Regions from separate parts of the Homo sapiens genome. Here region 1 is linked to region 2. The links are chromatin loops, found by intact Hi-C in ENCODE. Cell type or tissue: adrenal gland. All regions are shown on one strand. Each heading gives the region's core, and the rest is flanking DNA. Links, peaks and the distances in the headings are about the cores only. Region 1 overlaps PRKD3 (protein kinase D3). Region 2 overlaps CEBPZOS (CEBPZ opposite strand).

Region 1 (4,402 bases), core at 325-4,324, 50 kb after region 2:
GTCAGTCAGAACATGCATATTTAGCAGCAGAGTGGAGCTATGCAAAGACATACAACTCAGCACTTAGACCAGCAGTACTCTTCCTTTTGTAACATCATTTGTCCCTAATTATCTTAGAAGCTGTTGCAACACACAGAAGGTGACAATCCTTATGCTGTATAGAACATATTCAGAGTAGCAGAGCAACTCCAAAAAGGTTAGGAATCACTATTTTGGAGTCTTGATTGACCTAAAAAAGAAAGGTAAAACAGCCCAGTGCGCTTTTTCTAGGCATCTAAGAAAAACCCTTCAATGCCTCTATGGTTTGTTAAACCAATGTTAAAAGTCCTTATAGTAACATCACATAATGGTAACCTCACAGTTACCTCTTAAATACAAGCCTGTCGAGTAATCAATCTTGTAAGTCTTGTATAATTTAGCCAAGCTATATAGTAACTGGATGCTAGCTTGACTTGTTTTTCATTAAAAAAACAAACAAACATATATTTATATTTATATATATATATATAAAGAGAAATGGGAAGACAAATTAAGTGAGCCTATTGTATTAAAGTGAAGGATTAAGAAAAAATACAAAACCAGTTATTGCTTAGGCTAAAAAAGTTTATAAAAAGCTTCACCTTGATTCCATTATGACTTCTTATTATTCAGTTTCCCGCCTGTACCTACTCATTATGAACTACAGTACTGGTGTCACTTATTCGTTATCATATTTCTTCATATCTTTGCAGCACTGCAGATGACAATCTACAAAGAACAAGTTACACAGCAAAATATCAGTCCATAAAATGAAATCCTTCCTTATTTAGGTTAGCTCAGTGATTAAGGATCTTCTTCCATATCATCTGGATTAGGAGCCATAATGAAGTGCTTTGGGTATACAAGGTTATGTGTGTATGCATGTATTTCCCAGCGAGCATCATCACTTTCATGTGTAATGTAACGTTCTCCAATGCGAGTTTCAAATTCTCTAAGGTCAAGCCAAGTCTGATAGTCCTAGGAGAAAATGAAATTGTAATGATGAAACAAAAGAAACAAAATACTGTCAACCTGGTTTTTGTTTTGTGTTTTTTTTTGTTGTTGTTTAGTGCCCTAGTCAAATAATTGACAGGCGCTACTCATAAGTATCTACTATGTACTAAGTTCTACTTGTGATATTTTAAATGAGCAATTTAAAGAAATTTTTCAAACTCAGAGTCTCCAATGAATGAACGTAACTAATTTCTGAAATTAAAAAAAATTTGCTTCAGGCTTCTTAGGTGGCTAATAATAATCACTAAAACATTTTGTTCTATACAACGTGAGGCCTAAACCTTACTCAAAGTGGGGGAAAGTGCTTGGATGCTTATTAGGATAATTTAGTAACTGGTAGATGAGATTACATTTGTTTTAAAGCTAATTCTGCCTCTCACTCCCTATAAAATAGTTCTAAAGCTTCCCTCCTTACTCTGAAGTTTGGAGGGTATCTTTTGATAAATCTATAAAGTAACTTTGGGAGAATTAAGCCAAACATTTTTAAAAAATCTCTTCAATGCAAAAATAAATCCTTCAGTAGACATTTAAAATAAATTTGATAAATTAATATGTCATACTAATCTTACAAAAAGGTGAAATGAACACATAGGTCTATGAAAGGCTAAGTCATTGCTTTCAGTTCATGGGAGTTTAATTGCCTGTCATTACCGATCTGAATGCTGTATGGTTTCCAGAGATTCAGCCATAGTACAAATTAATCACTTAAGAGCACTTTTATTATTCTGCTGATCTTAGAGTGGTCTCATTAGGTGGGACAAATCAGAGTGAACTACTCAAATGAGGATTGCCAAAGAGAGATTACATTTTTTTTTACCTGTAGCCAGGGATGACTAAGAGATTTGTCAACACTGTAACGTTTTCTCATCTTCACTTGAAGCAGATTGTTTATCAGATCAATTGCTAAGGGAAAAGACAAAACAAGATACATGAATTTGGGTGCACAGAGTACCCCAAACTTGTGACTGCCTAGAAGGCAGTTCAACCCATAGAAATACAGGGTTGAGGAATTTTTGCTTCTCAAGGACGTGGACTTTTAGCTAACATGTAAAATGAATCATAAATGTTTACTGATTTAAGTGTATCTGTCAAATTTTCATTGCCTTTATAAGGCAGTATAGAGTACAGGTTAAAGTATATACTCTGGAACCTGACTGCCTGGGCTGAAGTCTGGTTCTGCCACCTACTAGCTGTGTGATACTGGGTCAGTTACTAAATTATATTATGCCTCAGTTTCCTCATGAAGTTGCTGACATATGTTAAGGGCTTAGAACAGTGCTTAGCACATAAGTGCTAAGTATTAACTATTATTATTTGAAGATGAATGAAACAGACTCTCTGATCCTCCCCACCCCGCTCCAATGCTAGAGAGCACTCTAGTCCCTGACTTGGTCTGGAAAGGCACTGCCTTGCCTCTATATATGGTCACATTGAGGTGGTAGCTTAACTACCAAAAGTTTACACTTTTAACAAATAGGTTTCAGGGTGTTTTAGTGTACATGGTGAGTTCTTGGTATATATATTTTATTCACTTATTTGGAGAATGATCAATTGCAAAACCAAGGCAACCAATAACTACATACTAACTACAGCCCTATATAATGGTACATTTGAAATATTGGTAACAAAAGGCTAGACCCAGACACGAACCAAATGGAAAGACTTGTACCATCCTAGTTCTATTTCTTGTCTCTATACTACCAAACTAGCAAAGTGATTCTGATAGAAGAGGTCTACAGAACACACTGCCTCAGGAGGTCTGAGATAACACTGGTTAACATCAAAAAACATCTCTTATGAGCTTCTTCAATTAGCTTTCTTCATTACCAAGCAAACCTGCTACTGTCTTCACATGTTGTTCTTAAACTTTTCCCAGTTTGATGGAATATTAGTTAATCCTATGATTAGGCCTAGTACTTTTGGAAAAACAAAAAAGATCTACCTATTACATGGGCTGGTTAAATCCAGATGGGGGTATTCCCCAGCACTGGTTCTATTAACTTCTATGGGGCAGTTAAATAATGTTTTAAGTAGTGTACTTGTCCTTCCTATCAGTATCAGCAGACTAAAGAGGGCCAGCCAACTTATTCTTGACGGGTACAGAACCAGGAGTTGCAAATTCAAAAGCCTTCACTAGGCAGGAAAAAGAGATGTATGCAGCTTCCCAGCAGAGGTCCACAGGAGAGAGGAAAACAAACTGCAGTGTGTCTGGTGATTATAAAGTTCATTCTAGGTATAAGGAACCGGAGCTAGGTATTCATTCACGGAGCTCACAGTCTTGTTCTGAAGATTAGAAAAGTCAATTATGAAAAGAATGAATACTTAAGAAAAAAATGGGGCTGGGTGCAGTGGCTCATGCCTGTAATCCCAGCACTTTGGGAGGTCAAGTTGGGAAGATCAATTGAGTGCAAGAGTTTGACACCAGCCTGGGCAACATAGTGGGACCCCATCTCTACAAAAAATTTAAAAATTAGCCAGGTGTGGGTGGCCCATGGTGCATACCCATCATCCCACCTAGTCAGGAGGCTGAGGTGGGAGGATCACTTGAGCCCAGGAAGTCGAGGCTGCAGTGAGCTGTGTTTGTGCACACTTCAGCCTGGGTGACAGAGGGAGACCCCGTCTCAATAAAAATAAAAAAAGATAATAAAAAAGCCCAAATGTTTTTTAGCCTAAGTAAATTCTGCAGTGTAGAGGAGTAGTCAGGGAACTTTATAGATGAGCCACAAATTAAGGGGTCCTCGAATTTTAATAGGAAGGATTGTAGACAAGGGAAAAACAGTCCCAAGCAAATTGCAGAAAACAGTTCAGAAGAGTAAACAACTAGGTTTGTGTAGGGAGTAGTGGGAGATGAGGCTAGAAGGTAAGCATGGACCATATCACAGATAACTATGCCTGTAAGGTGGTTAAAGAGAAGTGTTTGGGAGCACCATAAATGAAAGTAATGTTTCCTGAAGATAGATTTGGCAGTAGTGACTAGGAAGGACCAGAAAAGAGTTTAACAGGTAAGACAGTTAAAAAGATATTTTAGTGGTTTGACAATGAGGCCACTGGGGCCTATGTAAGTGCTATGCCTGGGAACTATACAGAAGACACAGATAAAAGTATAAAAAGAAGAGTGCTCAAAAAACTGGTAACTAGTTGAATTTGGAAGATGAATGGGAGATGTACTAAAAAGATAAGTTGCAAGAGACAGACTGATTTGGGATGAGAAAGATGTTTAGGCTTAAAACACATAGCCAAAATTTTTTTTTTTTTTTTTTTTTTTTTTTTTTTACCTTCACCAGAAATTTCTCTCCATGGATTTGGTGGGTACATAAATGCAGCATTTTGGATTTGGTCATTTATATCTTCATCCTCATTAAAAGGAAAT
Region 2 (4,402 bases), core at 205-4,204:
AGCCAAAGCTATTTTTAAAACATCAATAAAAAAATTTAAGTTACTTACTTGCATTATCTTTGTTAGCCATGGCATTCATGCCAATGTTATCAAACTTGGATCCCATATTTTCATCCAATAGATGGCCAAACTTTTAAACAAAAACGATAAATTTATTAGAAAACTAAAAATAATGTAGAATAGCTAGCTTGTTAAAACAGTACATTAGCCTTACCTCTTCAGCAGATACAAATAGGCTGGAATCATTTAAGTTTCTTTTCTTTTTTCTTGGCCCTAAAAAAAATTGTAAGTCTACATTATTCAATTATAAATCTAATGATTTTAGAAAAATGCAATGCAACATGATTTTATTTTAAAAATTATACTTGGGTAAAAACAATTGCAATAATCTTCTGGCACCATTGGGTAGCTGGCATTTAAATATAATTTAAGAGTTAGTATATAATATTTTCAAAAAGCTAACAACATCCTAATAGAACTGTTCAGATGACAAGAGTGTCTTCTTGCTTTTCAGATTTGGCCACTGATCGAAGTTTTACCCATAAGGGAAATAACATAGTATCAAGCAATAGTAAAATTATCAGTTTGACATGGATGGGTTTTGAAATACTTAAGACACAACATAAAATTTAGTTCAGGGGTCTTTAGATTGTAAAGAAATTGACTGAAAGTATGTTTATTATGCTATAAATGAAGTTGTTTATAACAGCGAAAAAGGTTCTCCTTTAAAAAAAAAACTTATCTGTAGTACTGAATATATAAACTTTTCCTGAAACAATTATTCAAACTCTGCATCTTTGATATCAATGTCTCTAGCAGTAGTAGAGCCATATTTTAAAAAGAGCTTTACTAAATACAGATCATAACATTCAGCTGTTTTAAGTGTATTAACGCATTTTGGTAAATTTACAGACTTGTTCAACCACAACCACAGTCTGATTTTAGAACATTTCCATCAACTTCAAAGATCCCTGGTGCCATTTGTAGTCCTCCAACCCATCTCCGATCTATCTTGTTTCTATGACTTGCCTTTTCTGGCTATTTCATATAAATGGGATCATATGACATGTGGTTTCCTATATCTGACTTTTTTCATTTAGCATAACGTTTTTGAGGCTCATCCATGTTGTAGTACTCCATGCCATGTTGTGGGCTACATAATATTCCATTGTATGGATATACCACATTTTGCTTATCAGTTAATGGACATTTAGGTTTTGTCTACTTTTTGGCATTAATAGTGCTGCTGTGAACAATCATGTACAAGTCTTTGTATCAGAGCCACTTTTGATAAAATAGTTTCTAAAACATTTCATCTTGATTTTTATTAAGGTGATATGTATGTTACTTAACAGCTGTATAATACACATTTGCATGCATTAGGAAGTTTTTTTTGGGTTTTATTCATCCTGTAGTGATGTATCTGTGACCTCAACGAGTAGGCACTTCTGTACTGTACTGGTTTCTTAAAGTTTCTTTTATCCCGCCCCCACCCCCAACCTCAGCCTCAAGTATGTAACACCATGCCTGGCTAATTTTTGATTTTTTTTTTTTTTTTTTTGAGACAGAGTCTCGCTTTGTCGCCAGGCTGGAGTACAGGGGCGTGATCTCGGCTCACTGCAACCTCTGCCTTCTGGGTTCAAGCGATTCTCCTGCCTCAGCCTCCCAAGTAGCTGGGCCTACAAGTGCATGCCACCACGCCAAGCTAATTTTTGTATTTTTAGTAGAGATGGGGTTTCATCATGTTGGCCAGGATGGTCTTGATCTCTTGACCTTGTGATCTACCTGCCTTGGCCTCCCAAAGTGCTGGGATTACAGGCGTGAGCCACTGCGCCCAGCCATTTTTGATTTTTTGTAGAGATGGGGTCTCATTGTGTTGCCCAGGCTGATTAAAGTTTCTATAAGGTATGTTTATTCTTAAGGATATCTACTCTAACACCTGTAAATGTAGGGTGATCAATTAGTAAATTAATAAATCTGAATCAATTAATAAATCTGTTTAAAATTCCTTGCCTCTTTTTGTTTCAGTCAATTCTGTTGGGTATTCTTTAATCTGCATCCAAAACTATTATCAATTGAGATCTGAAATCCTTTCAGGCTAATGTCTTCTGAAACAGTACTTTACTATTTGAAACAAGCTCAGAGCATCTTTTTTAACATTAAAAAATTTTTTTCTTCTCCTCAAATTCCTTTTACCAGCATCTTTTAATAAAAGGCTCAGTAGAACTTGAAGTAAAGCAACACTTTTCTGTGGGATGCTTTTGAGAAAAACTGCCTATATCTCATCTTATGCTAATACTAAAACATGATCTTAGATACTCAAGGGAAGACAAAATCTGGAAGATAACGTGTTATAATTTAAATATGTATCAGTTAAATCATAGTTATTACAGGACTAAGAAATTGACAGCAGTATTTGAAAGAGCTGATAAAATTTTGTAGGCGTGAGGCTCTGAAAGACTACTACCAATATGTAAATGAAACTTTTTGTCAGGCCTCTGAGCCCAAGCTAAGCCATCATATCCCCTGTGACCTGCACGCACACATCCAGATGGTCGGTTCCTGCCTTAACTGATGACATTCCACCACAAAAGAAGTGAAAATGGCCTGTTCCTGCCTTAACTGATGACATTATCTTGTGAAATTCCTTCTCCTGGCTCATCCTGGCTCAAAAGCTCCCCTACTGAGCACCTTGTGACCCCCACTCCTGCCAGGCAGAGAACAACCCCCTTTGACTGCAATTTTCCTTTTTTCTACCCAAATCCTATAAAATGGCCCCACCCCTATCTCCCTTCACTGACTCTCTTTTCGGACTCAGCCCGCCTGCACCCAGGTGAAATAAGCAGCCTTGTTGCTCATGCAAAGCCTGTTTGGTGGTCTCTTCATACAGACGCGCATGAAACTTTTTAAAACATTATTATTATTTAACTTTGCAGATCTATTTTTAGTCATCAGTATTTAGCAGTAAGCAGAAGCCAGAGAGGCACTGGAGGCAAAGTATGTACAGTGCTTTCTACATTTTTATCAAAAATCTTAAGACTGTCACCTGATACAGCACTTTTTTCTTTTATTAGCACCTTGTGTTACACTGTGAAGCAGAATCTTGTAAGATAATACTTTTAAAAATGTTAAAAAACAATTAGCAGAAAGAAGAGTTCGTATCATAATAAAGGAGCATGGATTATTGCAAGGGTCAAATGGCAAATAATGGTTGAGAAAAGAAAAAGATAACAGGTGTCTGAAAAATGCAAGGCTTTTATAATTGAATGGTTTAAAAATGAATGAGCAGAGATTAGCATGTGAATCTCTGGACTAGGTAAGGAAGATCTGCATTCAAATGTGAGTGGGCACCATCCAATCTGCTGGGGCCCTGGAGAGAACAAAACAAAGAGGCAAACATGTTGATCTGCTGTGCTGAGGAGGAAAATGGCGGATAAGGGGACAGGACTAACGTGCAGCTCCCACATGGATGGACAGAACAGCGTGTGGCAACGTGTTTAGTCTCCTTAAAAGGTATCCAACAAAACTAAGCTTCCTAAATGAAGGAGAGATATCTATGCTGAGAATTCACCACTACCAAGCCAGCACTATAAGAAATGCTGAAAGGAGTTCTAAATCTTTGTTTTTTGTTTCTTTTTTTGAGATGGAATCTTGCTCTGTCGCCCAGGCGGGAAGGCAGTGGTGTGATCTTGGCTCACTGCGACCTCTGCCTAATGGGTTCAAGTGATTTTTGTACCTCAGCCTCCTCAGTAGCTGGGATTATAGGGGCTTACCAACATGCCCAGCTAATTTTTGTATTTTTTGTAGAGATAGGGTTTTGCCATGTTGGCCAGGCTGGTCTTGAACTCCTGACTTCAGGTGATGCCCGCCTGGGCCTCCCGAAGTGCTGGGATTACAGGTGTGAGCCACTACACTCAGCCTAGGAATTCTAAATCTTGAAACAAAACCTTGAAGTACACCAAAATAGAGCCTTCTTAAAACCTAAATCTTACAGGGCCTATACAATAACACAATGAAAAAACAACAAAATCAAAGTATTCAAGCAACAACTAGCATGATGAATAGAATAGTACCTCACATCTCAAATACTACGTTGGATGTAAATGGCCTAAATGCTCCTCTTAAAAGATACATTTGGACCACCAACCAAGAATCTGCTGTGTTCAGGAGACTCACGTAACACATAAGGACTCACATAAACTTAAGGTAAAGGGGTGGGAAAAGATATTCCATGCAAATGGAAACCAAAAGCAAGCAGGACTAGCTATTCTTATATCAGACAAAACAGACTTTAAAGCAACAACAGTTAAAAAAGACAAAGAGGGACATTACATACTAGTAAAATGATTAGTCCAACAAGAAATGTCATAATCCAAAATATATATGCACCTACCACCAGAGC

The links. Hi-C counts contacts between places; a loop is a spot of excess contacts. Peaks named below come from ENCODE experiments on the same cell type or tissue, not always from the same donor. Only the 100,000 strongest peaks of a DNase experiment are listed, where the experiment ranks them.
Region 1: a loop joins it to region 2, with 9 times the contacts of the local background. A loop is called at or near these places in 1 of 110 quality-filtered maps.

Annotation. Positions count from the first base shown.
Region 1 is chr2:37,252,355-37,256,756 of GRCh38, forward strand. PRKD3 (protein kinase D3) reads right to left here. Exons shown (of 19, transcript NM_005813.6): 17 at 4,308-4,402; 18 at 1,850-1,935; 19 at 1-996. The coding sequence ends at 823. It also overlaps a transcript of NDUFAF7 not described here. Among named protein-coding and RNA genes, the nearest start is that of NDUFAF7, 23 kb to the left of the region's middle. In adrenal gland, for the core only: no CTCF peak of the experiment used is centred there; no DNase peak of the experiment used is centred there; H3K27ac peaks cover 205 bases.
Region 2 is chr2:37,202,736-37,207,137 of GRCh38, forward strand. It overlaps CEBPZOS (CEBPZ opposite strand), which reads left to right. Exons shown (of 5, transcript NM_001322374.2): 5 at 1-2,008. It overlaps CEBPZ (CCAAT enhancer binding protein zeta), which reads right to left. Exons shown (of 16, transcript NM_005760.3): 14 at 215-273; 15 at 49-130. Among named protein-coding and RNA genes, the nearest start is that of CEBPZOS, 8.4 kb to the left of the region's middle. RefSeq lists enhancers at 1,867-2,670, 2,671-3,475. In adrenal gland, for the core only: no CTCF peak of the experiment used is centred there; no DNase peak of the experiment used is centred there.